2 separate regions of the Homo sapiens genome follow, and region 1 is linked to region 2. Evidence: read pairs that join two places in POLR2A ChIA-PET (ENCODE). Cell type or tissue: HCT116. All regions are shown on one strand. Links, peaks and the distances in the headings refer to the core of each region. The heading gives the core; the rest is flanking DNA. Region 1 holds the start of CDC45 (cell division cycle 45). Region 2 overlaps THAP7-AS1 (THAP7 antisense RNA 1).

Region 1 (15,817 bases), core at 4,580-8,579, 1.5 Mb after region 2:
TCTGGCAGAACTTTCACAGTGATTTCTAACCTTTAGAGTGCCAACTGAAAAATCACATGATTTATAAATTTAGAAAGGAGACTTTCTTTTCTTTAGAGATAGTCTCAGTTGCCCAGGCTGGAATGCAGTTGTGTGCTCACAGCTCACTGCAGCCTCGACTTACTGGGCTCAGGTGATTCTCCCACCTCAGCCTCCCAAGTAGCTGGGACCATAGGTGTGCACCACCACACCTGGCTAATTTTTGTAGTTTTTGTAGAGACAGGGTTTTGCCATGTTGCCCAGGCTGGTCTCCAACTCCTGGGCTCAAGTGATCCGCCTGCCTTAGCCTCCCATCCTGACCGTGATATTATACTACAGGATTTTACCATTGGGGGAAGCTGGGCAAAGTATATAAGTGATCTCTCTATATTACTTCTTACAACTACATGTGAATCTGTAATTATCTCAAAAGAAAAACTTTAATTAAAAAAAAGCCATGGTCCTGGTGAGGAAACTTTTTGCGGGTAATGGAATTGTTCTCTATCATGGTGGGATGGTGGTTGCATCTTTATACATTTGTTAAATCTCATTGAATTGTACCACCTAGTGAATTGTGTAGACATTATGCCTCAATAAAGTAACAAAATTCCCACAGCCTGAGATTTCTTTGACCCTGCCACAATGCATGGTGGGGTCCTGTCCCCTCCCTTGTGGCTACTGGATGCTGAGGTACTCCAAGGCTGGTCGGGAGAGCCATGCAGTGGCTGCCCGGGTGACTGGAATATTCATGCTGGAAGCCTGAGCAGTCATGTTGTAAGGAAGTCACATTCAATGGAGAGACCCTGCAGGTGCTTGGCTCAGTAGTCCTGGTTTGGAGCCCTCCCAGCAGATGTCTGAGCCATGCTTCCAGTTCTTAGCCATTGAGTCCCCACCTGAGGGCCCAGATATCACAGATCAAAAAGATGTCATCCTCACTGGGCTCTGCCCAAATTCCTAACCTACAGAATCCATGAGCATAAGGAAAAGGTTGTTTTAAGCTGCTAGGTTCTGGAGTAATTTGTTAAACATCAGTAGGAACCAAAACAATTAAGTCTAGTTATTCTCCTTATTTTACAATGGCACACAGAGGTTAAGTCACTTGCCTACAGTCACAAAGCTGTTATAGCAGATACAAAATTTGAAACCCGTGACCTGAGCCACGATATTATAGCACCTGTAGATTAAGTATAATTATGGTTATTTTTATAGCGGACTCTCATCTTTGCTGGGGTCCAGCTCTAACATCCAACCTTTAAAAGACAAGTAAAAATGATTCTCGACCCCATGTCTCCTCTTTTCTTTACAGCAGAACTCTTTTTTTTTTTTTTTTTTTTTTGAGACGGAGTCTTGCTCTGTTGCCCAGGCTGGAGTGCAGTGGTGGATCTCAGCTCACTGCAGGCTCTGCTTCCTGGATTCACACCATCCTCCTGCCTCAGCCTTCTGAGTAGCTGGGACTACAGGCTCCTGCCACCATGCCCGGGAAATTTTTTGTATTTTTAGTAGAGATGGGGTTTCACCGTGTTAGCAGGATGGTCTCAATCTCCTGACCTCGTGATCCACCCACCTCGGCCTCCCAAAGTGCTGGGATTACAGGCGTGAGCCACCACGCCCGGCCTATAGCAGAACTCCTTAAAACAATTATTTATAACCTATTGTCTCTAAACCTCTTTGAATGTGCACCCTTATTAATAAAAATATTTCATTCTTTTCTTTTTAAGAGATGAGGTCCTGCTCTGTTGCCCAGGCTGGAGTGCAGTGATGTGATCATGGATCACTGCAGCCTCAACCAACCTCCTGGTCTCAAGGCATCCTCCCACTCTAGCCTCCCAAGTAGCCGGGCCTATGTGACCATGCTACCATGCCTGGCTAATTTTTATTTTATTTTTCTGTAGAGACAGTGTCTTGCTATGTTGTCCAGTCTGGTATAAATATTTCTTTTTTTTTTTTTTTTTTTGAGACAAGAGTATTGCTCTGTCGCCCAGGCTGGAGTGCAGTGGCGTGATCTTGGCCCACTACAACCTCCGCCTCCCAGGTTCAAGCAATTCTCCTGCCTCAGCCTCTCGAGTAGCTGGGATTACCGGCATCTGCCATTGCTCCTGGCTAATTTTTGTATTTAGTAGAGACAGGGTTTCTCCATGTTGGTCAGGCTGGTCTCAAACTCCTGACCTCAGGTGATTCACCCGCCTTGGCCTCCCAAAGTGTTGGGATTACAGGCTTGAGCCACCACACCAGGCTGGTAAAAATATTTCTAAGAATATACCTCTAAAAAGCAGCCGGGCACGGTGGCTCACGCCTGTAATCCCAGCACTTTGGGAGGCCAAGGTGGGAGGATCATGAGGTCAGGAGATCGAGACCATCCTGGCTAACACGGTGAAACCCCGTCTCTACTAAAAATATAAAAAATTAGCTGGGCGTGGTGGCAGGCACCTGTAGTCCCAGCTACTTGGGAGTCTGAGGCAGGAGAATGGCATGAACCCAGGAGCTTGCAGTGAGCCGAGATCGTACCACTGCACTCCAGCCTGGGCGACAGAGCGAGACTCCGTCTCAAAAAAATATATATATACCTCTAATATACACATACTTAGTTATAAATCATGCACAGGTTTTAATTATATAAAAAGTATTCTTCTCAAGAATGCTTAATGTTATTAAAATCAACGCTCTAGACCTAATTTACAGATCATAGAAAATGCAGGGATAGAGAAGCAAGTTAAAGTACTCCATGAAGAAACAAGTAGTAGTAAATATTAGAAAAGAGAACTGGCCTTCAATGTCATTAAAAACAAAAGAAAAAAAAGAGGTAAGGTATGGTTCTAGGTTAAGACAGTAAAGAGGAATAGCTAAATGTCTTAATCTTGATTGGAGAATAGTTCAGAAATAAAAATAGCTGCAAAATATATTTTGAGGACAATTAAAGAGACCTGAATATGGGCTGAATATTACATGATATTAGGATATTATTAATTTCTTATGTATGACAATGGCATTGTGTTTATGGGGAAGAATGTCCTTATTCTTAGGAGCTGCTTATGAAAGAATGTGTAGAATATCATGGTTTCTGGCTGGCTGTGGCAGTGCATGCCTGTAATCCTAGCTACTTGGGAGGCTGAGGCAGGCGAATCGCTTGAACCCAGAAGACAGAGGTTGAAGGGAGCCGAGATCGTGCCACTGCACCCCAGCCTCAGTGACAGAGTGAGACTCCATCTCAAGAAAAAACAAAATAAAAAATAAAAAAGAATATCAGTTTCTGCAATCTATTCTCAAATAATACAGAAAAAAGAATACACAGAAAGAAAGCAAATGTGGCAAATGTGAAAAACTGTTTTTGTTTTTTTTGAGACAGGTTCTCTTCATGTTGCCCAGGCTGTTCTCAAATTCCTGGGCTTCATCAATCCTCCTGCCTTGGCCTCCCAAGTAGCTGAGACCACCTACAGTCATGATCCACTGTTGACTCTAGATTGAAGGTACATGGATATTCACTGTACTATCCTTTCAACCACTGTATACATTTCAAAAAATTTCAAAATAAAAAGTTGGTGGGAAATTATGCCTATTATAATCCATGAATATTATGTTAAACATTTACAAACACAAATTCCAAATTGATGTGTTAAGTATGTAAAAGGAAACGCTGATTATTTTCCTGTATCTCATCAAGACAACCTACCTTCTCTTTATTGCCAAACCCACTGGTCTGTTCTCATTTGCCTGTTCCTTTGGCACTGCTGGCCAAGCCTTCCTTGAAACTTTCCTTCCCACCTCAGAGCTGCAGTGTCTATGGATGCTCTGCCCAGGAATCCTCTTGGCTCCATCCCCTGCTAACTCATGTTTGATACCTGAAAGCTTTCCCTAATTGTGCTCATTTACATGATCAGTATCTGTCTCCCCCAATGGAAAGCTTTGCAAAGGCAGGACTTTGCTCTCATACCCGCACCCCAGGGCCTAACTGGTACCTGGCACATAGTAAGTGCTTAAAAAATATTTGTTTATTAGTCAGAGTGGAAAATTCCAAGACTTATCTGTAGAACATGAATGTTTCCCGGGAAATCCCATTGGATACTGACATTTGGGAACCAATGAAATGCAGCTCATCGATAGTTAAAAGAATGCTATATAAAAAAAAATTCAGAGAACAAAAAGGACCCCTCACAAACCAAAGATTAGAAGATAAAGACCAAGCTGAGTGTAGTGGCATGTGCTTAGTCTCAGCTACTTGGGAGGCTGAAGTGGGAAGATCGAGTGAGCCCGAAGTTTGAGGCCAGCCTGGGAAACAGAGAGAGACCCCGTCTGGGGAAAAAACAAAAAAAAAACAAAAAACAAAAAGTCTTCCAAAAAATAGAACAAAGAGCTGGGCAAGAGGTAAGAAAATATAACAGTGGGTCCAAGAGGTTCCCTATGAGACACCCAAACCTAGTGAAAGGGGTGACAAAGGTGAGAAAGAAGAGAGAAGCATGCCTCAGTTTGAAGGGCATTGCCCCTTCCCCAAATGAAGAATGTCTTGAACATCTCAAATATGGCTCAAAAAGGCTTCCCAAAAGCACATTACCGGGAAATGTCAGGCTGAGGATGAAGGGAAGACCCTAGAACATTACGGGGGCAAATTCTAGGTCACACACCAAGATCAGGAGCCAGAGGCCATCTTCAAAAGCATCACGTGGCCCTCCGTGCTATGGGAACAACCACCTTCTGCCTGTCATTTTACATCTTGCAGAAGCCGTAGTGTTGGGTAGGCCACTGGGCCCAGCCCCAGATCACTAAGCAGCTCAGACCCAAGGTCCACATGGTGAAAACCACTGGTATCTTCACATACAAGATACCTCCCCTGCAGTAATTGTCTGGGACTGGGCCTGGCCAAGGGATGCAGACCCACATTGCTCCTCTGCAGTGACTGCATAGTAAGTGATGCTAGAAGACAGTAGAAAAGGAAGGGGTGGGGGTTACACTATTTATTGCTTCTCTACATTATTTTTTTGCTATCTAGCCGCAGAGCTGAGCTGTCCTAAATTTCATTTCTTCTGACAGGATCCTATTGGACAGATAAGCCACTATTTAGGGAAGTCCAGTAACCTGCCTGAGGCCACATAACCAGGGGACAGCAGAGCCCAGGGTCAGCATCCATGCCTGCTAACTTTTCCACTTCCCACTGCCCTCAGTACACCTTGGCCTGGCAGGCTTCAGGATGACCTCCGACCTCTGGGAGTGCAAGTTCCTCTGGGATAGCTGTGAGAGACCCAAACTCACCTCTTCTAACCGTGTGCGCTTCTCAGAAGGCTCTGACCCATCACTGTCATTTCCTGAATGCTCTTCATCCTCCTCTTCATCCCTGAAGATGTCTTCATAGGCGGGAACTTCAAGGTCATCATCTTGTTTAATGAGTAATTTGATCTAAGTTCAAAACAAAAAGGAATTAAGCCTCTCCTCTTTCTACGGAAAACTATACAATATGTTCTTCTGCAGAATCTTATCATTTCCTAATAAGCTGACTCAGTTTCCTGTTCATACAAATAGCTACCTATTTAACAAGAGTTCCAGGCTTCTAAGGAATTTTCTTGTTTTCATTACCAGTGAGGCACCAGAGTTACACCATACGTGGTATGCAGAAATTATGAAAATCTGAAAACAGTTCTTTGAGAACCATCTAGTCTACTTAAGTCTGGAAACACAGCATCCTCTTACGTCATACACCAATAAAATGAACGCCCCACAACTTGGCCTCTGTCTGATATAGGACATGAAGATGTGTAACCCCTAAGTGGTGACTAAAACTCCTGTCTGAAAGCAACTCCAGGCTGATTTTTCTTTTCTTTTTTTTTTGGAGACGGAGTCTCGCTCTGTCGCCCAAGCTGGAGTGCAGTGGCACGATCTCGGCTCACTGCAAGCTCTGCCTCCTGGGTTCATGCCATTCTCCTGCCTCAGCCTCCTGAGTAGCTGGGACTACAAGCGTCCAACACTATGCCTGGCTAATTTTTTGTATTTTTAGTAGAGACGGGGTTTCACCATGTTAGCCAGGATGGTCTCAATCTTCTGACCTCGTAATCCGCCTGCCTCGGCCTCCCAAAGTGCTGGGATTACAGGCGTGAGCCACCGCGCCCAGCCAAGACTCCATTTCAACAAAAATAAAAACAAATATTTGCTGGGCGTGGTGGCATGTGCCTGTAGTCCCACCTACTAAGGAGGCTGAGGCAGGAAGGGTCAGTTGAACCCAGGAGTTTGAGGCTGCAGTGAGCCATGATTGTGCCAGTGTACTCCAGACTCTCCTTAAAAAAAAAAAAAAAAGATGACAAAGACCAAGTTCTTGTGTTCAGGCTGTTCCCAGTCCCACAGGGTAGTCAGACACACACCTTACCAAGAACACCAGGTGAGACATTGTACATGGCATAAAAAGTACAGACAGTTTGAGGGCATAGCACAAAAAGTACCTGGGTATCGTTGTATACATTGACGACATTGACTGGCCTATGGGTGTCACACACAAAGAATATAGTGTCTTCATCAGGTTGAAGAATATCCAATAGGTCTACATTAGCTCCACAGTTTATGAGAATAAAATAATGAAACTGAAAAAAAGGAAGATATTGTAAAGTAGCTATATCGAGGAGGCCCCTTTTCCTTCATCACTAAGCCTCTGAGTTGTTCTGCTTAAACTCACTCAGTCCCTGACATGTGGCGAGGCCCACGTGGCAAGGGACTCCAAAAAATGGCCAGGCTGGCATGCTAAGTGCTTTAGCATGGTGACACAGCAGGGTGGGCCCTGGGGCTCCCAGTTTTCCCCAGGAGCACGCTGAGACTCAGCAAGCCCAAGTCTCGTGGACAGGCTCAAGAAACTAATGAGGAGCAGACCAAGACTTCGAGCACGTGATTGGGTCTCTCCAGACCTCACAGTACTATGCTGCGTGCCTCTCCAGGCTAATGGCATCGTACAGGTTTAAGTTTTTAGCAAATACTTTATGGGTACTTAAATATTAAGTCCTTTATCACACTCTATCACTATAGCACTTTCTTTCCTTATAAATACCAAGCTGGTGCGGGTCCTTGACATAATAACAGGAACATCAGGAGAGGATTTGTCTCTGCCAAAACAATCCTAGATATGGCTAGGGACTCCAGGGACCCTCTTCCATGTCCCATCCCCTCTCTGTGGGGTGTACAATGTCCCATCTCTCATTTGGCCCCATGCAGAGGTGGGAGGAATCCTGGCATCTATTGTTTAAATTTATTCCTGGATTTTAAGTTGGAAACCAGGATGCATTTTCTCAGAGAAATAACATAAAATAGTAGTGTATTCTAAAATAATTTTAACTAATTCCAGCACTTTGGGAGGCTGAGGCAGGCGGATCACTTGAGGTCAGGAGTTCGAGACCAGCCTGGCCAATGTGGCGAAACCCCGTCTCTACTAGAAATACAAAAATTAGCCAGGCGTGGTGGTGGGCACTTGTAATCCCAGCTAGTTAGGAGGCTGAGGCAGGAGAATCGCTTGAACCCAGAAGGCGGAGGTTGCAGTGAGCCAAGATTGCACCATGACACTCCAGCCTGAGTGACAAAGCGAGGTTCCGTCTCAAAAATAAATAAATAAAGGCTGGGCGTGGTGGCTCATACCTGTAATCCCAGCACTTTCGGAGGTGGGCAGATCACAAAGTCAGGAGATCAAGACCATCCTGACTAACATGGTGAAACTCCGTCTCTACTAAAAATACAAAAACATTAGCCAGGTGTGGTGGCGGGTGCCTGTAGTCCCAGCTACTCAGGAGGCTGAGGCAGAAGAATGGCATGAACCCAGGAGACACAGCTTGCAGTGAGCCGAGATCGTGCCACTGCACTCCAGCCTGGGCGACACAGCGAGACTCCGTTTCAAAAAAAATAAAAAATAAAAAAATAAACCAAAATAAAATAAAATAATTTTAACTAGACCATATTAAAAACTGCTAGATTCCAAGCACCTTACAATCAAATTTCTGCAAAACAAGTTAAAACAAGTTCAAAGTTGGGGCTATCCACATTCATTATCTTTTTTTGCTGTCAATTTTGCTTCTACAACTTGGGCGTGGTAAGTCACCAGTAAATACAGCATGTTTTTCTCTTCCATATTGCCTAATGTAGCTGATACTTAAATACACGCTTAATCTATCGTGGAAATAGAATGCTGTGTCAAGAAATTACAATTGAGTAAAAAGCCACGTTATTCTAAAACGCATCTTCAATACCTGTTCTTTATGCTCAAGAAATGCAGTTTCAAGTTCTTGCCACCCAGAAACTGGAACCAGCGTATATTGCACGTGGTCACACTGGAACAAGGCCTGGAGAGAGAGTGTTTTCAAAGCCTATCTTATTTAGGACATTAGCAATTTACCTTGAAAAGAAACTGAGGAAGATTAGACGGGTTGAGAGACAAAAGACACGGGATAACATTAAAGCTAGTGAAATGCTTACGGGAAAAGCTAGGTGCTAGGGATATGAGCGTTTACCATACCATTCTGTGAATTTTGCAAATTACCAAAGTAAAACATCGGGGAGAAATGCCGATTTAACTTCCAGGCCTTCTGAAAAGTTCCTGATCCAAGGGCCTGACCAAAACAACGTAAATACTATGCCCTATTCAAAACCAAACTAACGATCTTCCCTAATAGACTAGGGGCTCCCATATTCCCAGCAACACCTGTGACACGACTATACCCACAGTTGTCACAGATTCCTCTCTCTCAAATCCCCCATTTGAGAGGCCACGACAGATCCAAAGTTTCCCCCAAATGCAACTGCTGTGTTCACCTATTAATATTAATAGCTTATTGCAAAAATACAAACTAGTCTCTTTACCTTTTACTTAATCCTTTATCCCACCCCACACCGTTGGGACAGGGAGGCAACCTCTCCTCCGAGTCTCTCTCCTCTCACTTGCTGTTCACCTCCTGCCCTGCTCCCTCTCCCACCCTAAGCCCTCAGCACCCATCCTGACACTCTGCCCGCCCTGCGCCCCCACGCAGCACCCTCACCTCGCGCGCCGGCCCCGCCCTCCTAGGGTCCGCAGAACTCACCTGAAGGATCTTGCACGCACACAGAGCATCCACGTCCGAGGCCACGAAGAGAAGGACCCTCTATCGGGGAAGAGCAGACCGGCTGAACACGGCGACCCGAACCCCGGCCCTCCCCTGCCTCCCGGTCACCCACGGTCGCTCCCCCTCATCCCTTCCCCACCGGCAAGGCCTCGGCGGGGGTCCCGGACTGGGCGTCACCTGGCTCTGGACCACCTCGTAGAACTCTTTGCGGAAATCGGACACGAACATAGCCACGGCGGCCGGACGCCTGGCGCTCGCGCTGAGGTACCAAGAGCCCGGCGGCGGTCAAGACTCCCGCCAAATCACGGCTCCTCCGATTGGTCCAGGGATCACCAACCAATAGCTTCTTAGTTCCCAGCCTTCCTTTCTTTCTGATTGGGCCACATTGGAGGCGGCCATTAGCGCTCTGCCATTCACGGCCAGAAAACTCCAGCCCGCCCCCAAAGAAGCGTCACCTCTGAGGCCGAACGCAAACACTGTTGCCCCCTTCAACTCTGACTCGCTTTTACCCAGAAAAGCGACGCTGGGCGGACATCTTTACTTTGGGAAGAGAAGCCTACTGCCTCCCACTGGGAACCCTCAGGGAAAGTATACTTCTAACCATACATTAAACTCAGTCACATACCCAATGGGGCAGCATTTACGTTTGCAATAGGTTTTTGGTGTGGTTTGAAGAAGGATTTGTAGCTTAGTTCCGCCCGAGTCCTCGATGGCTGAAGCAGAGGCAGTCTGGGTAGTGCATTGTGGGTAGTGTAGTCGTAAGGACAATGGGCCCTACTAAATTCGTCTGGAGGGGAATACTGTCAACACGTAATTTAAAATAACGTTTAAAAATACCTATAAAAGGGGAAATAAATCACGAAAGGGCATTTTAATGCTTCTACTGAGGGTGTTTTAGAGCCTAGCGTCTTCGCCTGGCCTTTTCTCTTTTGCAGCCGACGCTTTGTCCCGGGCACCCCCCCTCCGGGTCTCGGGTCCGGCACTTCCGGTGAGCCTCTGGGGCGTACCGGCTTGGCGCGGCGGCAGCGGCAGCGGCGGCTGGGAGAGCGGTCGGCGGGGTTTCTTCGTTGCATTGCCTGAGAGGAGCGGAGTCTGCCAGGTGGTGTCCATCATGGTAAGCGCTGACGGGCAGCGGGCGGGGGCTGGGCCTTGGCCCGGGGCCTGAGGTAGGGCCCGGCGGGGCAGGGCGGGGCGGGACGGCGGCGGAGGTGCCGAGTCACCCGGGCCTGAGTCCGGCCTGCAGGCTCATCGGCCGCACCGGGCACAAGCAGGACCCTTGACCACTAACCGCCTGTGGTCGCGTCCGCCGGTCCTGAACGTGGCTCGCATTCTGTCTCAGCCGGACTTGCCCTCCTTGACGAAAGAAAGGAAGGTTTGTGTCCATTCACGGGTTTCCCAAGTGCTGGACGCGCAACAGGTTTCCATAAACCCAAAGTTAGTTGCAAGGTTGCTGGGGATGGGAACAGAATCAGGGCGCTCCCCAGGGAGAATCCGTAGTGGGCATCCCCCGCTCTTGGGGGACACCCAGCTCTTGCCCCAGCTCCGTGAGCTCCGTGCCTACGGGTTCGTGCCTTCGAATCTGTACAGCGGTGTTGTGTTCGGTAATGATAACGATGGAAGCTAATACCTGCTGGTACATTTCCTGTTACACAGCTTTTAACACCTGTACTCCCTCATCGCGGCTTATTTCTTTTAATCCCTACAATCCCTTTGGAAGCAAGGATGATGATGATTTTAAACATGAGAAAACTAACGTTTACAGAGGTACTTTATTCGAGTCACAGAAGTAGGGACTGGAGAGTTGAAGCCAAGTCTGTCTGGCTGCAAAGCACTCTACGGTATTGTCTTCCTGTCACCTGTTTATTTTAGTAAAGACAAGGAATGATTGTTAGATTTTATCCCAAGTGTGTCACTGTCAAACCCTGGCTTATTTCTATTCTTGAGTTCATCCACTCAAGAATACCTGATATGTTCCAGGCAGTGTGCTAGGTCTCGGGATTGAAAAGGAAAGTGAGAGATGGGATCGGGAGCAGCAAAGAAGGGGCAGAAGGTCGGGTTCATGGGTAAACTGCAGGCAGGTTGTTAAGTATGTTGCCCCTTTGTGCGGATTTACCTTTTATATTCAAAGAGAAGAAATGGCTTACATAGGTTGGCTAGTGAGAAGCACTCAAGGGAAGCAAGCCCCTACCCTGTTCTGGCCTTGTTCACCCAGAAACGCTATTTCCTGTGTTATGGTTCTGGCCAAGATTTAGCTGAACAGTTATGCTGCTTAAAAGAAGAAAGACAAAAGATTGGAAATTACTGTGTTAGAGTGCCAGGGAGTAAAGAACCATCCCAGATTTTAGGCGGGAACATGCTATGTTTGCATTTTGGGAGATGGCTAATTCAGCTTGCTAATTTTGGAGTTGCTAGTAAACTGCTTTGTCAGTAGGTGGCATTCCTTCTACTAAATATATATTTGGAATCAAGTCAAGAAATTTTCTCTAATACAGATTTTTTTTTAGTTGTGGTTAAAAAAACCAAATTTTTATCATCTTAACCGTTTTTCAGTCTATAGTTCAATAGTGTTGAGTACATTCACGAGCAACAGATTTTCAGAACTTTTTCATCTTGCAAAAGTGAAACTCTACTCACATTAAACAATAGCTCTCCATTTTCTGCTCCTCACAGCCCCTGTCAATCTCTGTTCCACTTTGTCTCCATGAATTTGCCTACTCTAGGTACTTCCTAGAAGCGGACTCATAAAATATAAGTCCTTTTATGACTGACTTACTTCACTTGGCATGATATCCTCAAGGTTCATCCATGTGACAGGATTTCTTTCCTTTTAAAAGCTGAATAATATTTCATTGTATGTATATACCATACCACAATTTGTTTATTCATTCATCTGTCATTGGACACTTGAGTTGCTTCCACCTTTTAGCTATTATGAATAATTGTGCTATGAATACGGGGTGTACAAAAATCTCTTCTTGATTCTGCCTCCAGTTCTTTTGAATATATATCCTCCTGTGAGATTTTAGGTGGTTTCAGTTACCCGAGGTCAACCATGGTCCAAAAATATTAAAATAGAAACCACATTCACATAACTTTTATTACAGTATATTGTTGTAATTGTTTTATTATTAATTGTTAATCTCTTACTGTGCCTAATTTATAAATTAAACTTTTTTTTTTTTTTTTTTTTGAGATGGAGTCTTGCTCTGTTGCCCAGGCTGGAGTGCAGTGGCACGATCTCGGCTCACTGCAACTTCCACCTCCTGGGTTCAAGCGATTCTTCTGCCTCAGCCTCCTGAGTAGCTGGGATTACAGGCGTGTACCACCACGCCCGGCTAATTTTTGTATTTTTAGTAGAGAGAGGGTTTCACTATGTTGGCCAGGCTGGTCTCAAACTCCTGACCTCAGGTAATCCACCTGCCTCTGCCTCCCAAAGTGCTGGGATTATAGGCGTGAGCCACCGCACCCAGCCTATAAATTAAACTTTATTGTAGATATGTATAAGAAAATTGTAGATATGTATAAGAAAAAACATAGTATGTATAGATTTCAGTATTATCTGTGGTTTCAGGCGTCCACTGGGGATGTTGGAATGTATCCCCTGTGGATATGGGGGTGGGGGGTGGGAGGAATACTGTACTTTGAGAAAACCTTCAAATTGATACATGTTTGCTAAGCCTCATCTTAGTCTACAGTTTAAGATCTAGGATCTTATCTTTTTAATGGCATCATGTTTTAGCTTTGCTTGTTGCTGTAAGAAAGCATCATAACATAGTGTAACGTGTACCTACTTTGTGCTGTGAGAGCACGCTGGAGAGGCACTAGACCTGACCCTCAGCAGAGCAAGAGAGGCTTCCTGGGGAAAGGAAAGGATGGTAATTGGAACCCAGGGGAAGGGGTGCAACCACTGGGTACCTGTTCTTCCTGCTGCCTGGAATGTCTTTCCCTCTTTTTTGCCTGGCTCCCTCTCATAGCATTCAGGTCTTTGTGCAGAGTCCCTTCCTAACCACCTATTTAAAATAGCATTCCCAGGAGCCCTGTGTCTACTTACCCTGCTGCTTGTCTTCAGAACTGCCAGACACACATGTGTGTGTGTCCGTTGCTTGGAGTGTATATCTCTCTTGCTTTGAGTGTCATTTTCACCAGGACAGGGGTGGTATCTATTTTGTTAGTGGACAGACATCACTGGAGTGGTGCTTCCCTTGTGCTCATATCAGAGCCTGGCAGACAGTAGGCACTCAATAAAGAGATGTTTCAATTAACAAATATTGTTTAGATTAATGATAATAGGAAAAGTGTTCAAGGCAGAGGAACTAGCCCAGGCAGGAGTCTGTGGGGCTGTCAGTACAAGTCTCTGAGGTATGCAAGAGGTTGGGCCTTGATCCTGAGGATGAAGATGGGAGCATAGCCCTGAAAAAGGTTCAGGACAGGCTTGGCATGGCCTGTTTTGTATTTAGTAAGATTACATTGAAGATTTCAGTACATTGTGTTCTCTGACAATGTTTAGTAGCATTAATTACTCTGACATGTTTTGGCTTTTGACATGAAGAAATGTACCTTTGTTTTAATACTTGTTTCTCTTTCCTCCTTCTAGTTCTCTTTCAACATGTTCGACCACCCTATTCCCAGGGTCTTCCAAAACCGCTTCTCCACACAGTACCGCTGCTTCTCTGTGTCCATGCTAGCAGGGCCTAATGACAGGTCAGATGTGGAGAAAGGAGGGAAGAGTATGTGCTTGTTTTTATTTGAATAGTAACTTTTCCTGCCCTAAGTCTGCAATGCTGTAGCCTTCAACAGTACTTACTTTGCATGTGGGAGTCAGAAGCTAGTGTTACTGTGAAAATGGTGCTGGGATTTATCCCTGACTTGCTCTGTTGGGGTGGGGTGCTAATTATGGTTAGGTTTATGGCTGATAACCATTCAGTTCCCAAAATAAATTACATCAAGTAAGATTCTTCATGAAAGATCACTGGGACATTCTGGCTACCCTAAAAACAGTTTAAGGCTTTTTGTTAGATATAAAGAAACTGCATCTTGCCTTTGGTCTGTCCTTTTTATTTTTATTTTTTAATATTTCTTAAATGTTCTTTCCACAGTAATTATGCCACCCTCGGCCCTGGACCAACTCAGTAAGTATCTTCTGAGTGACTTAAGGACTTAGATAATGTACATATGGACACCAAGAGTCAGCATGGGCTCCTCAGTACATCCAGACACCAGTGCCCTTTGTCAGCATCTGGTTGTGAATTGTCCGTGGAGGGCATGCGCTGGGCTGGGAGAACCTGGGTCACAGGTACCTAGGGCGAGGCCAGGGCCCCCTGAACCTCAGCTTCATCACTGCCCTGGGTGCTTCAGGTTCCTCCTCTGTGAAGGGGGTTCCCTTTCCCTTCCTGATCACCACCTCCACCCACCCCCCAACTGTTCTCAGTATTCTGTCAGGATTAAGTGAAGGTACAAGTATCAAGTGCTTTGTACCGTGCCAGGGCAGCTGATGCCATTGGCTGGGCTCACTAGATTTTTTTCCTAAAGGAAGAATTGGTCAGCTCACAAGAGGGCGCTGTGAGCAGGTTCCTCATCCCCTCACCAAACATCTTTCCTGAGCTCCAGACCCCCATTTCTTTTCTTTTATTTATTTATTTATTTATTTTTTGAGACAGAGTTTTGCTCTTAGCGCCCAGGCTGGAGTGCAGTGGCGCAATCTTGGCTCACTGCAACCTCTGCCTCCCAGGTTCAAGTGATCCTCCTGCCTCAGCCTCCCGAGTAGCTGGGATTACAGGCACCCGCCACCACGCCCGGCTAATTTTTTGTATTTTTAGTAGAGATGGGGTTCCGCCATGTTGGGCAGGCTGGTCTTGAACTCCTGACCTCAGGTGACCTGCCTGCCTCGGCCTCCCAAAGTTATGGGATTATAGGCGTGAACCACCATGCCCGGCCCAGACCCCCGTTTCTAATCTCCAGTGCACCAATGCATCCTCAGCATGTCAAAAACTGAGCTATTGTCTTCCATCCAGAAGCCACTCCTCTTGCTGGGCTCCTGCCTCTTACCAGGAGTGAGATAGGCCCACAGGGGTTCTAAGAGTGGCCACATTCTTCCTCCCTTTTCTCTGACCCCTTATCCCATGAGAGCAACCTGGAAACCCATGCCCTAGCCCCATACTACACAGGCACAGAAAATCCCTATCATGGACAACCCAATCAAGGATGCAGTCATTGCCTTCCAGACTTAAAGAGTGTTTCTGGTGTGAATTCTTCCTGTGTGAGGCAGGAGACTGGGGTTGGCCAGGAGGACAGGTTCATGCTTGGTTTTGGGGGCCTCTGGTGGCAGCAAGCAGAGAACAGGTGCTGGCTGTGGTGTGACTCACCTCGGGCTCTTTGCCCAGCCTGACTCCAGAGTAGCAACTTGACCTCTCTGAACCTCAATGTCCTCTTCTTTAATTGGGGATATCTACAGTGTCTGTGCATCAGAAGTACTGTAGTGTCTGTGACAACCTAAGCTATCCGATTCCAACCACAAGGTGGAGGTAGCCCCTGAGCCAGCACTGGCTGTGGCTATACCCAGTGGAGGCCTCAGCTCAACCAGTAGGTCAACAGAGCTATGGAGTTCACAGTTCTCACGAAGACCCTGTCATTACAGAGGAGAGAACAGGCTCCCTAAAAAGGTCTTCCTTTCAAGTCATGCTGACCCAGGAGCCAGACACCAGGGGTGACCCTTGGCACAGGTGTCCAGAAGAGACTCAGGGGCTGGGTCA
Region 2 (14,111 bases), core at 10,016-14,015:
AAGGGAGGAGGCGAGAGGGGCATCTAGGGACCCTCTAGGAGGCCATAGTCTCATGCATGGCATGGCATGGGTAGTGGTGAAAAATCTTGGAAGGGACAGGAAGGGGTCCAGGGTGAGTCACGGGTCTGGCTGAGGCACTAGTGGATGTCACAGCCACCATGACTAGTGGGCGTCACAGAGGCCATGCCAGGAGAGGAAAATAATTGATCTTTGGACATGTGGGTGTGCACCTAGAAGACAGCTGTGCTCTGGGCAGGTGATCACTGGGAATACACCCTGGGCATCAGAGGAGCAGAAGTGGCAGTTGAGGCTGGGGATGAGCTGGGTGGAGGGAGGAGGAAAACGCAGCCGAGAAGAGGGGAGGAGCAGCACCTGACCGTAGTGCCCCAGGTCAGGGAGCAGGGCTACAGGGAAGTTCCATGCCCCAGCACCTCACACCACTCTCAAGCTCAAGCCATTAGTCCTGGACACTCCCTTCTTTTCTGTTGGCAGTCTTTGGAAATGCAGTTTCTCTGGCCTGGCTTTTTTTTTTTTTTTTTTGAGACAGAGTCTCGCTTTGCCACCCAGGCTGGAGTGCAGTGGTGCAATCTCGGCTCACTGCAAGCTCCACCTCCCGGGTTCATGCCATTCTCCTGCCCCAGCCTCCCGAGTAGCTGCGACTACAGGCGCCCACCACCATGCCCGGCTAATTTTTTGTATTTTTAATAGAGATGGGGTTTCACCGTGTTAGCCAGGATACTCTCAATCTCGTGATCCACCTGCCTTGGCCTCCCAAAGTGCTGGGATTACAGGCGTGAGCCAGCACGTCCAACCCTGGCCTGGCTTCTTGAGTGGCCCCTTTTTCCACCCCAAAACCTCCTACACATCCCTGAAAGTCCTGTCCAGGTGCCACTCCTCTGTGAAGCCCTTCCTGAGAACCCGCAGCCGTCTCTGGCATCACATGCTTCTCTCTCGCACACACTGGCTGCATGGCGGGTGTTCAGGCTGTCAGTGGGGAAAGGACTTGCGCCCCCGTCAGCAACATCAGGGCCCCCACCTGAGGTGGCTTCACGAAGTCGGCCACATCCCACAGCCGGTTTCCAAGCTCCTTGATCTGAGTGACGGAAACCCCTTTGAGTTTGGTGATGATGGAAAACTGGGGTTCCAGGTCCCGCTCCTGGTAGCCTTTTTTGGCGAGGAGAGCCCACCTGGGGAGGAGAAGTCGGGCAGTGTGGTGTGTCCCCAGCGTGTAGTGACAGGGGCGGAGCTGAGCCCTACATGCTCAGTTCTCCCCCCACACCCTACAGGCTCCCGGCCCAACATCGAAGGCCCCACCTCCTCTCTGGCCCCACTTCCCACTCCAGACCCCCTGAATGAGACAGAAGCTCCAGCCATGCATCAGAGAGCCAATGCCCTCAGACAATCACCTTCACTAGCCAGCACCCACCCCCAGCCTGACTAGATCCAGCTTCCCCCTTACAGACTCTCCTGACCCGAGATACAGCTGGTGGTCTCTCTGGGGGCCTAGTGCTCCAGCTCTCACAGATGTTAAGGACTATGTCATGTGCCCCCTGGGTGGGGCCTGGGTGGGGGCCTGGGAAGGAGGCAAGTGGACACACAGGACAAACACACAGCTTGTTCTTGCTCTCCTGTCTTGTATCGCCTAGCTCTCCCCAACCCCGTCCCAATCTGCCCCCTTCCACTCCAGCCCCTAAACAGCCCAACCCTCAACTTCAACCCAGCAGGACCAAGCCCCACCCCCCACCTCTTCCCTTGCCCCTCCAGCCTGGCCAAAAGCTCTTCTCTCTTACCCTACCACATAGACCACGATCCCAAACTGCAGCAGCCTCTGCAGGGCGCCCACCCGCCAGTTCCTGGTCATCACATACTTCTCCGTCTTATAATCCAGAAGCCCCCAGCCTGTCGTAGCCCCTGGGGAGCCCATGCTGCCAGCTCCTGCTAGCTGCGGGCACATGAGTCAGCATGGCAGCTGCAGCCGCAGCTGAACAGGAGGCAAAGCAGGGCCCGAGCCAGGCCAGGCCAGTTGCTGTTAAAGGGACACTTCCACTAAAGCAGGATCCAGATCCAGCCTCCAACACCCAGCCCTCAACCCCTAATCCCAGCTGCCCTGCACCTCCCACCCTCCCTACATTCCCTTTGCTGGGCCCTGGCACACAGAGAACAGCAGCAGCTCTGTCCCTGCCCTCTGGCCTCACTTCCTGGGGTGGGAGTGGAGGTGGTGGGAGGGTGGAGACGGACAGCTGTTATCAGTGCTGTGAGAGGAGGGCCTGAGGGCAGCAGCAGCAGGGCGGGGAGGGTGTTGAGGAAAGCTTCCGGAAGAAGTGACCTCTAAGCTGACCCTTGCAGATTTCTGAAGTTCGACAAGCAGACAAAGATGGGGATGGAGGTTCCTGGTGCAGGGAGCAGCGTATGCAAAGACCAGAGCATGCAAGATAACTAAGAGGCACAGAGTGAGAGGGTGACCTGGCTCTGCGAAGTTCCCCAGGCCCTCCTGAAAAGCTGCCCCCGCCACCTTCCCCAGTGCAGTGAGGACAACACAAGTCCTGGAGTCAGGCGTGTTTCCCAGTCCACGAAAGGGGGGCGATGCTGGAACCCCCTAGGAAGGCAGGGAGGATGCCCACAAGGCGCCCAGCCCAGTGCATAGCCCGTGGCGCGTGCAGTTTATCCTCTCAGGCGAGGAGCCTCAGCGCAGGAGAGCCACGGTTTCTACGGCAACCTACAGCACTGGGTTGCCGGGGCGACCGCCGCGGGGGAGCGCGTCGCTAATTGCCGTGGCAGACGCCAGTCGATGGACGCCACACTCGATTGGTCAGCGCAGCCGCAGACTCCGCCCACATCCCCGGGTCGCGCTCTAAGTGAGGCGCCAAGCGGTCTCCGCCTCAGGGTCTGAGGCTGCGAAAGGGGCGTAACGATGAGCGGTTCCTGCCAGAGGTCTGGGGAGGATAAAAAGCAGGAGGAAGAGGCGACGGCGGCCTGTGGACGTCTTGCAGGGGTCCCCGAAGCCAAGCAGGGTCCCAAGGCCGATTCAGACTCCGACCTAGAGACGGAAGGTGCTCGGGGCAGGGGCCAGGCCCGTCTCCTCCCCTTGGGGGCTTCTCCCGCAGGGGTTGTGGGAGGTGGGCTGGCGCCGCCGAGGAGGCAGGAGACCTCTGTCCAGCAGGGCACGTAGCCCTCTGCGGGGCGTCTCCAGCCCCCTGCCCTCTCCTCGGCGCTCCTGGCGGCATCAGGAACTTTACCATGAGAAGGCGCTTCTAGAAGGAGGTTAAAATGGAAAATCCCGCCAGACAGTGCACCAAAGGCTGTCCCGCCCTGAAATGCAATCAGAGCTGGGTTTTCCCAATCCACAGGTAAAACTAATATAATGGATGTATAGAATTTAGAACTACTTCCGGTTTTTTCCCTGGGGAAAATATTCACAAAACATTTGTGGTCTGCAATCAGGTTAAAAGACATAGTGTGCCATTTGTCATCAGACAGGTAGAGGCCTGACTCTGGCAGGATTAGCTACCACTAGCTGTGAGACTTTATGTATTCATTTATTAGAGCCAGGGTCTTGCTCTGTCACCCAGCTTTCAGTGCAGTGGCAGGATCATAGCTCACTGCATCCTTGAACTCTGCACTCTGGTGAGCCTCCTGCCTCAGCCTCCTGAGTCGCTGAGACTACAGGGGGCTACCACATCTGGCTAATTTAAATAATTTTTTATCTCGCTATGTTGCCCAGGTTGTCCAGCTTTCTTTTGACAGCTGTATGACTTTAAGGAAAAGATTTGCGTTGCCTTAGCCTCGATGTTCTTATCTGTCATATGCGGGCAGTGGTCCTAAGGAGCATAGGAAGCAGTGCTTCTAGAGGCAAAAAATAGGCCAGGTAGTGATGCAGGGCAGGGGAGGAGGCAGGTGGCTATAGCCATGCAGGGGTTCACATTCATCCCCCTGTCTCCTACCAGGCACCCATGGACTTGGAGAACTGGTCGGGGACACCCTGTACCTGAGGTCTTGCTGGATCCATAGCATTGTGCCCATCTTCTGCTTTCTGTGCCAAGGGAGTGCCCCAGAGCTGAACCTGCTGCACGGTGGCCTGGGGCCCCAGGTACCACTGGAAGGACACTGGGTCCAGGCTTACAGGGAGAGGCCCCGGGAGACAACAGCCATGGGAGTGCCCCTGAGTCTGTCCCCTGTACTCCCCAGCTTCTGCCTGTGCCAGGCATGCCCTACCCTCGACATCTGAGAGACAGATGGGATTGATGCTATGACAGATGGCATGAAGGGTTGGGGAGCCTTCAGGCTTCTAACCCGCTGGGGGCTCTGGGAGAGGTGGGGGTGGGGGACACCTAGGTGGGGCCTAAAAGGAGAAGCATGTGTCCCTTAAGCAGGTGGAAAGGGGGGTACTTTCCAGGTGGGGGACGTGGAGCGGGCTGAGCCCTGGAGCATGAGCCAGGATAGTGGCCAGTGTGTTTGCTCTGTCTGTCCCAGGGCGCCGGTCTCTGGCTTCCTCATTGAGCTCCAATCCATATGTCAAGTGGCTGAACTTTTGGGACAGTGGGCTCTATGGGGCAGGTACAGAGGCCCTGGCAGGTGCCCTGAGCAAAAGCAGCAGCATCTGCGGTAGGTGCTGGGTCTGGGGCAGGTGGGCAGGCGTGAGTCCTCCCTTTCCTCAGGGATGTGCCTCCACCCCTGAAAGCTGGGCCATGTCACCTGGGTCCTGCTGGTGTTGCTGGTGGATAGAGGAGGGGCCTCATCACAGGAGGGGGTATGTGGGGTGGAGTTAGACCCTCTGCTGTGCAGCTGATGCTGGATACAAGTCCCTTCCTCATCCACCCTACCCCACCACTCTCCTTCCTTGTTGGCTGGCACCCATTCTCCTGCCCTGCCCTGCACATGGGAGACTCCCCAGTGCCTGAATGCAGAGTGGAAAGTCCTGCAACACAGAGAGTTGGGGGCGGGGAAGTTCAAGAAAGGGGTGGGCAAGGTGGGAGTTCATTGAAGCTGAATCCAAATGCTGTCTCTGCCACTGAGAAAACGGGGTGACCTATGAAAGCAGCTCAGTTTCCAATCTGTGAAATGGCCCCCACAAGACCTCATAGGCTTGGGGCTGTGGTGAGCATGAAGTGAAATGCACTCCTGAAGTGATCAGCAGAGTGTGTGACCCATGTAAGTGCTCCATGCACAGTCACCTGGGCTATTATTGCCAATCCTGGCAATGGGGCAGTGAGGGCTTCTGAAGTGGGTGGTGATATCACTGCCAGACATAATCATTGATGGGGTGGCTGCCCCCCACCACAGCAGTCTCTACAGTACCAGGAGGTAGGCAGTTTTAACCGCTTGACACAGAAGCTGGTGGGCACACAGGGAGGGGGAGGTCAGGGGCAGAGGGGACCCAGCCATTGGGAGCCAGAGCCACCATGCAACCCCAGGACAGTTAACCTGTAAGTCCTTTTCCTCTGCCTCAGACCTGGAGGTTTGGGGGATGGCAGAAGAGGGGGGAGGGGGGTGGTACCTGGCTTTGCATCCCACTGGCTGAGGAGTGGCTCCGTCCCCCAGATGTGGACCTGTTGGAGAACCAGCTGGGAGTGGCAGGAGCCCAGGCCCTCTGTGCCGCCCTCACAGTGAACCAGGCCATGCGGAAGATGCAGCTGTCAGGGAATGGCCTGGAGGAGCAGGCGGCCCAGCACCTTGCCGAACTCCTGCTGGCCCACACAGACCTGAAGTCCCTGGACCTGAGCTACAACCAGCTGAATGACCAAGCAGGTAATGCCTGCGCAGGGCACCATGGCCATGAAAGCTCAGCTTCCTGGGGCAGGGATGGGTGGGGGTTGGCAGGACCGCGCTGCACATCGCCAGGGAGCATGTGCTCTGGTTCCTGCTCCCCACACCCCACCTTGCCCCACTCCTCTTCCACTCCAGCCACACGGAACTCTTCATTCCTTCCACAAATATCTCATTGCGCGCTGCTGTATGTGCTGGGCACTGACTTAGCCACCAGGGATCCACCTTGAACAAAACCAAGTTCCTGACCTCAAGGGACAATGTTAACAATATCATTCTGAGTAATTATTGGCACTGCAAAAGAAACAAATAGTTTATGCTTCTAGAGAAGAATGGGGACCCCCTGCTTTAAAGAGGTGGCTGGGGAGGCCTCTGTGAGGTGACATTTAAGCTGAAATGTGCAGGGTGGGAAGGAGTCAGCCATGGCAAGATCAGAGGGAGAGCATTTCAAGCAGAGGAACAGTGAGCATGCGGGCCTGTTTCCCAGACTGGCAGACAGCAGTGTGCCTAGGCTAGGGAGCCAGGGAAGCGTGGCCAGGCTGTGGGGTGGAGAGGGCAGAGGGCTGCAGGGCTGTAGGCCGTGGCAAAAAGGGTATAGATTTTGTTCCAGGTGAGGTAGAAGACATGGTTGGGATTCCTTGGTCTCATCACTCTCATGCCCCTGAGTGTTTGCTTTGCCAGGAATTTGCACTTCTACCTGCCTCTCCTCAAATGGTCCAATAATAGTAACAATCACCTGTGACCCTGGGTGAGGCATGCAGATGTTGACCCTGGACCTGCTGAACCAAACTCTTAGGGGAATGCCAGTGAATCTGCATTTTAATGGATGCCCCAGGAGAGCTCTTTTCTGCAGCATTTCAGAAGCTCTCATCTGGCTCAAGCAGCTTAGAGGGAGTGGGGTGGCACCAGACTTGGCCTTTGAGAATTGGCCCTGGAGTGTAACTGCCAGAGAAGCAGTTTGTCTTCTAAAAAAATTACTACTGGGAGTCAGTGAAATTAAAAGACAGGCTTATTTCAGACTTTGACAAACTGAACATAGGTGTCTCTTTGGACCCGCACAGTAAAAGGGCAAGTGCCAGAGAGGCAGCCGGGATGGAGGGCCTGGAAGCTAAGGTGCTATGAAGGTTTCACAAACAGACACATGTACATGAGGGAGGTGGGTGGGGACTGGAAATCGACAGGCCCAGCAAGGCCATTTTTTTCCTCCAAGAGATCTGTGGGAGGGCCCAACTCCCTTGAGAGGTGAAGGAGCTTGGATCTGTGCGTCCCCACTTGATCCATGGCAATGGTAGCACCTACCGCATAGGATGGCTGCAAGGGTCACACAGAACAAGTATTGGCAGTTGCAGGGGTGTGTGGAAGAAAGAATCTTCCTGCCCTTGAGCTGTTCAGCAAAAACAGGGCCTCCCCACAAAGTGGGGGATTACTGTCTGACCCTGCCAGCCCTAGAAGTGTCTGAGTAAAGAGGAAAGCACATGTATTTGAGTACCTGTATTATCAAATCCAGTGCTGGGCGCTGAGTCTAGTTCTCAGGTAGAGAGGGGGCAATGCCCTGAGTCCTTGCTTCTGTGCAGGGAGCTCTCCATGGTGCTAAACAAGAGTGTCTGTAGCCACGGGTGCCAGTCCAGCAGGCTGGCTGAGCGCTCTGGTTAGTCCATCCGTTTTTCTTCTGTGTATTTCTTCAAACCAGCCTTCCTAGACCTCTGCAACGTCTTACTGTGAAGTGTGCGTGGTGATTTGTGCATAGATCTGTATTGTCTGCTTTTCTCTGCTTCAAAGTGTGATGCGTGTTCATTATGGATGGTCTGAATCCGTATCAACTCTCAGAGGCAAAGAGAAGTGGCCCCGGCTTGGTGGAGGTTGGTGGTGTGGCTCCCACGGGCATTGGCTTACGTTGTCTGGTTTCTCTCAGGCAGATCTGTGCATGGGACTGCAGGGCTTCCTCATCTTCCACAGCTTTGGGGGCGGCACTGGCTCTGGGTTCGTGTCTCTGCTCATGAAGCGGCTCTCGGTGGACTACGGGAAGAAGTCCAAGCTGGAGTTTGCCATTTGCCCAGCCCCCCAGGTCTCCATGGCCATGACGGAGCCCTACAACTCCATCCTGACCACCTACACGACCCTGGAACATTCTGACTGTGCCTTCATAGTCGACAGCAAAGCCACCTATGACATGTCAGCACAACCTGGACATCGAGTGTCCCATGTACACCAACCTCAGTCGTCTGGGCAGATCGTGTCCTCCATCACGGCCTCCCTGTGATTCGATGGGGCCCTGAATGTGTACTTGACAGAATTCCAAACCAACTTGGTGCCATACCCCCACATCCACCTCCCCCTGGCCACCTACGCCCTGGTCATCTCAGCCAAGAAGGCCTACCATGAGCAGCTGTCCGTGGCCAAGATCGCCAGTGCCCGCTTCGAGCCAGCCAATCAGATGGTCAAGTGTGACCCTCACCATGGCAAGTACATGGCCTGCTGCATGTTGTACAGAGGGGATGTGGTCCTGAAAGATGTCAGTGCGGCTGTCGCCACCATCAAGAGCAAGCACACCAACCAGTTTGTGGACTGGTGTCCGATTGGATTTAAGGTAGGACTGGGTGATGTGGAGTCCTTGTGCCATCAGGAAGCAGGAGACCTGCAGAATAATGCTGCCCCTGAAGGCCCGCATCCTTTATGGAGACAACCCCTTTTCACGTCAGCTAGGTTGCAAGGATAATAATTTTAGTAATTTATTTCCTACCGCCTTATACTTTACCAAATACTTTATGTTCCCTCATACCTTAACCACTACCCTTTAAAGTTCATGGGGCAATATTACCAGTATCTTACACTTTAGAAAACAGAGGCTGAGGCTGGGCACGGTGGCTCATGCCTGTAATCCCAGCACTTTGGGAGGCCAAGGCAGGCAGATCACGAGGTCAGGAGATTGAGACCATCCTGGCTAACACGGTGAAACCCCGGCTCTACTAAAAAATACAAAAAATTAGCCGGGTGTGGTGGCAGACACCTGTGGTCCCAGCTATTCGGGAGGCTGAGGCAGGAGGATGGCGTGAACCCGGGAGGCAGAGCTTGCAGTGAGTCGAGATTGCACCACTGCACTCCAGCCTGGGCAACAGAGCGAGACTACATCTCAAAAAAAAAAAAAAGAAAGAAAAAGAAAAAAGAAAAGAAAACAAAGGCTGAGATAGCTTTAGGTGTCTGGAGCCTCACAGGCAGCAAGTGATGCAGAGAGAAATCAGAGATTATCTGACTGCAGGTCCTGGTCTGTCCTCCACATTACTCCACTGCTCACTTTAGTAATTTGTCAGGTTCTATGTTATCATTTTTTGTGTTATAAATAGTGGTTTTTACACTTTACATCATCTTGGTCACCTGTTGTCACTGAATTTTGGGCAACACTAATATTTCTGTAAAGATTTTTAAATATATTGTGCAGTGTTTACTGTGAAGACCAAAGGCAGGTCTTTGCCCTTTCTCCAAACCAAGCAGAGACCTCTGCCTCACACACAATCAGACTGATGATTTGGTGCTCCTTTAGCTATGCTTACAGTCAGTTGTCTACCAAAAGAAAAGTACCATGTATTTGGAAGCCAAATAACAGAATGTCAGGCTCGAAGATCTGTTGTGATGACTAGGCTAAATGCCTCACCACACCTGTGTTGGTCAACTTTGTGCCCTATGGTTAGTTAAGAGCCCCTGTCTACAGTGGTTTCCCACATTAGGCAAAGCTATAGATCCCACATTTATAAGTCTCAATGAGTTCTGAAGGTGTTTGAGGAGTTGCAAGTTCCAGGATCATTCCAGATTGAAATGATATGAGAAAGTCACAGGTATGTGTCTTCTTTTTCCCATGTGGAATGGCCATAACTTGCCTCTGAACGCACACAACTTCTTGAATCTGTCTGGCCCTCTCTCAGCCACTTTACAACACCTTGACACAGATCATCTCTCTTTTTCATCTCACGTTGATGCAAACCATCTTTAAGTTGACAGATTTAAAGTGATTCATAGAACAGGGTAAAATCGGCCAGGCTCAGTGACACATGCCTGTAATCCCAGCACTTTGAGAAGCCCAGGTGAGAAGATTGCTTGAACCCAGGAGTTCAAGACCAGCCTGGGCAACATAGTGCGACCCTGTCTCTACAAAAGATATAAAAATTATCCAGGTATGGTTGTGCATGCCTGCAGTCATAGCTAATGGGGAGGTGGAGGTGGGAGGATCGCTTGAGACAGGGAGGCAGAGATTGCAGTGAGCCAAGATCACCACTGTACTCCAACCTGGGCAACAGAGCGTGACTGTCTCAAAAAAAAAAAAAAAAAAAAAAAAGAGGAAAAAGAAGGGTAAAATCTACAACAGTTACACCAACCTGGAATGTTCATTACATGTTACATAGGAGGATTACAGACCTTAGATGTAAGATGTTACAGGTAGGAGGTGAAACCCTCCATTCTGTGTCTAATTATTAAGCCTCTCAACTTGAGTAGAGGAATTTTTCTTTCAATTAGTGTTACATTTGGAAGGTGAAGACATCCTTAGCTGGCAGGCACTGTGGGAGATGCTATGCTGTGCAGAGGTTTCCTATTGTAACTAAGTATTGTGAGACAGTAGGGAGGCTAGTCTGTGGGGAGATAAAGTCACAGCCTCTCCTCCCCCCAGAAGATAGTCCAGCCTTAGATGGACCTTGTTGAATTAATTCTCTTTGCTCTTAAGTTCCTTTTTGTCAGTCTTAGTGTGATTTACCATACATTCTTGTTTGTTTGTTTGTTTTGAGACGGAGTTTCACTCTTGTCACTCAGGCTGGAGTGCAGTGATGTGATCTCGGCTCACTGCAGCCTCTGCCTCCCCGGTTCAAGCAATTCTCCTGACTCAGCCTCCTGAGTAGCTGGGATTACAGGCGCCCGCCACCATGCCTGGCTATTTTTTTTTTTTTTTTTTGAGACAGAGTCTTGCTCTGTCGCCCAGGCTGGAGTGCAGTGGCACAATCTCAGCTCACTGCAAGCTCCGCCTCCGGGGTTCATGCCATTCTCCTGCTTCAGCCTCCCGAGTAGCTGGGACTACAGGTGCCCGCCATCGCGCCTGGCTAACGTTTTTTTTTTTTTTTTTTTTATTTTTTAGTAGAGCCGGGGTTTCACCGTGTTAGCCAGGATGGTCTTGATCTCCTGACCTAGTGATCCGCCCGCCTCGGCCTCCCAAAGTGCTGGGATTACAGGCATGAGCCACCACGCCTGACCAATTTTTTGTATTTTTAGTAGAGATGAGGTTTCACCGTGTTGGGCAGGCTGGTCTTGAACTCCTGACCTCAGTTGATCCATCCGCCTTGGCCTCCCAAAATGCTGGGATTACAGGTGTGAGCCACCGCACCCAGCCAACCATACATTCTTTAACAACCATTTGCTTTTTTTTTGTTTGTTTGTTTGAGATGGAGTCTCGCCCTGTCACCCAGGCTGGAGTACAATGGAACACACTGCAACCTCCGCCTCCCAGGTTCAAGCAATTCTCCTGTCTCAGCCTCTCAAGCAGCTGGAATTACAGGCATGCGCCACCAAGCCTGGCTAATTTTTGTATTTTTGGTAGACACAGGGTTTCACCATGTTGGCTAAGCTGGTCTCGAGCTCCTGAACTCAAGTGATCCAACCGCCTTGGCCTCCCGAAGTGCTGGAATCACAGGCGTGAGTCACTGCACCCAGCTTCGGATATGCTATTTTCGAAGAGTCTTTTCCATGCTTAAAAACATTTGGGGGCTGGACCGAGTGGCTCATGCCTGTAATCCCAACACTTTGGGAGGCTGAGGTCGGTGGATCACCTGAGCTTAGGAGTTCGAGACCAGCCTAGGCAACATGGTGAAACCTCATCTCTACCAAAAATACAAAAAATTAGCCGGGCATGATGCCACGCACTTATAGCTACTTGGAAGGCTGAGGTGGGAGGATCACTTGAGCCTAGGAGGTGGAGGTTGCAGTGAGCCAAGATTGCACCACTGCACTCCAGGCTGGGTGACCAAGTGAGACCCTCTCTCACCAAAAAAAAAAAAAAAAGCTTGAGTCCAGGAGTTCAGGATCCATTGGGGGAACATGGTGAAACCCCATCTCTACACAAAATACAAAAAATTAGCCGGGTGTGATGGCACACACCTATAGTTCCAGTTACTTGGGAGGCTGAGGTAGGAGGATCACCTGAGACTGGGAGGCAGATGTTGCAGTGAGCCATGACTGCGCCACTGCACTCCAGCCTGGGTGACAGAACAAGACCCTTAGAAAAAAAAATACGAACATTTGGGTTTTTTATTATAAAAGTACTTATGTTGGCCAGGCACAGTGTCTCACACCTGTAATCCATTGGGTGGATGGCTTGAGCCCAGGACTTTGAGACCAGCCTGGGCAACGTGGCAAAACCTGTCTCTACAAAAAATAAAAAATTAGCTGGGCATGGTGGCACATTTCCTGTAGTGCTAGCTACTCAGGAGGCTGAGACAGGAGGACTGCTTAAGCCCGGGAGGTTGAGGCTGCAGTGAGCCAAGATGGCACCATTGTACTTCACTCTAACCTGGGCGACAGAGCAAAACCCATCTCAAAAAAAAAAAAAAAAAAAAAGCTGGGTGCGGTCAGTGGCTCACGCCTATAATCCCAGCATTCTGGGAGGCCAAGGTAGGCGGATCACCGGAGGTCAGGAGTTCAAGACCAGCCTGGCCAACATGGTGAAACCCTATCTCTACTAAAAATACAAAAATTAGTCAGGCATGGTGGCGGTTGCCTGTAATTCCAGCTACTCTGGAGGCTGAGGCAGGAGAATTGCTTGAACCCAGGAGGTGGAGGTTGCAGTGAGCCGAGATTGTGCCACTGCACTCCAGCCTGAATGACAGAGCAAGACTCCATCTCAAAAAAAAAAAAAAAAAAAAAAAAAAAAAAAAAAAAAAAAAAAAAACTTGATATGGGCCGGGCGCGGTGGCTCACACCTGTAATCCCAATACTTTGGGAGGCTGATGCAGGCGGATCACTTAAAGTGGGAAAATCGCTTGAACCCAGGAGGCAGAGGTTGCAGTGAGCCAAGATCACACCACTGCACTCAAGGCTGGGTGACAGAGTGAGACCCTGTCTCAAAAACAAAACAAAACCTGATATGTGGCAAAATACTGAAAGAATGCAGAAGACTGAAAAGCTGAAGTCCTCTTCTTCCCCAGAGCTGCTTCTGTCCTTTGAAAAACATTCTGTACATATTCAAGGCATATTAATCTCTTGTTATACAGGTGATGTTGACAGTGGCCAGCAGATATGTATGTCCCTTTCCTGTAGGTGACAGACCCAATTGCTGCACACAGGTGGTCACAGTAAACAGAAAGCTGGCAGCACTCCCACTTGGAAGGGCTGATAGGCTTGGCCTTAGAGTTGTGGGAGGACACTCCCTGATCAGGGTACGAACCCTTCTCTCTGCCCCTTCCAACTCCTGTGGAGTGTGTCTGTATCTAGTTGGTGCTAACTGCTACGTGCTTGGCAGGGCAAGGCAGGGTCACCACCTCAGCAGGCGTTTGTCCTCCTCCGGCATGATGCTACCCTAGCTGCCCAAGGTTCTAGCCTGTGTATGTTATTACATGGATTTTTTTACACATAAATACATAGACTTCAACTCACTTTTCTTTTTACAAAGTATACAATATACCTTGGATGTATTTATATCCCAAGACAGGGTTCTCATTCTTTTTCATGTGTTTTACTGTATGGGTAATATGGGTAATAATTTTTTTTTTTTTCTGAGACAGAGTCTCGCTCTGTAGCCCAGGCTGGAGTGCAGTGGCGAAATCTCAGCTCACTGAAATCTCCGTCTTCCGGGCTCCATCTTACATGCCCATAATCCCAGCTACTCAGGACGCTGAGGTAGGAGAATTGCTTGAACCTGGGAGACAAAGGTTGCAGTGAGCCGAGATTGCACCACTGCACTCCAGCCTGGGCAACAGAGCTAGACCCTGTCTCAACAACAACAACAAAGAAGGAGGAGAAGGAGGAAGAAGGAGAAGAAAAGAAAAAAAAAAGTCGTCAAAGGATATTAATTGTCGATAGATAACAGATAATGCCAAAAAATATAGAAGCAATTCTTAAAACACAGTGTTGGAACTGGTCCACAGCTCTGATTTTTAATGAGCTCCCATTTCTGAGGCCAATATAAACTTCATTCTATGCTGCCCATCTCTGACAGGTGGGCATTAACTACCAGCCCCCCACGGTGGTCCCTGTGGGAGACCTGGCCAAAGTGCAGCGGGCGGTGTGCATGCTGAGCAACACCACGGCCATCACGGAGGCCTGGGCCTGCCTGGACCATAAGTTCGGCCAAGTGCGCCTTAGTGCACTGGTACGTG

What was found. ChIA-PET counts read pairs that join two places held together with the same protein. Peaks named below come from ENCODE experiments on the same cell type or tissue, not always from the same donor. Only the 100,000 strongest peaks of a DNase experiment are listed, where the experiment ranks them.
Region 1: POLR2A ChIA-PET joins it to region 2 with 7 read pairs; 1 of 35 experiments calls an interaction of 5 or more read pairs at or near these places.

What each region holds. Positions count from the first base shown.
Region 1 is chr22:19,473,448-19,489,264 of GRCh38, reverse strand. CDC45 (cell division cycle 45) reads right to left here and starts at 9,345. Exons shown (of 19, transcript NM_003504.5): 1 at 9,246-9,345; 2 at 9,048-9,107; 3 at 8,220-8,312; 4 at 6,438-6,575; 5 at 5,260-5,403. The coding sequence starts at 9,296. It overlaps UFD1 (ubiquitin recognition factor in ER associated degradation 1), which reads left to right and starts at 10,072. Exons shown (of 12, transcript NM_005659.7): 1 at 10,072-10,182; 2 at 13,663-13,795; 3 at 14,165-14,197. The coding sequence starts at 10,180. RefSeq lists silencers at 9,396-9,445, 10,236-10,305 and an enhancer at 9,536-9,835. In HCT116, for the core only: no CTCF peak of the experiment used is centred there; no DNase peak of the experiment used is centred there; H3K4me3 peaks cover 577 bases.
Region 2 is chr22:21,003,018-21,017,128 of GRCh38, reverse strand. It overlaps THAP7-AS1 (THAP7 antisense RNA 1), which reads right to left. Exons shown (of 2, transcript NR_027051.1): 2 at 6,755-8,462. It overlaps P2RX6 (purinergic receptor P2X 6), which reads right to left and starts at 1,964. Exons shown (of 12, transcript NM_005446.5): 1 at 1,791-1,964; 2 at 1,037-1,187. The coding sequence starts at 1,954. It also overlaps the pseudogene TUBA3FP. RefSeq lists enhancers at 2,935-3,084, 5,982-6,797 and silencers at 7,540-7,685, 14,016-14,111. In HCT116, for the core only: no CTCF peak of the experiment used is centred there; no DNase peak of the experiment used is centred there; H3K4me3 peaks cover 575 bases; H3K27ac peaks cover 972 bases.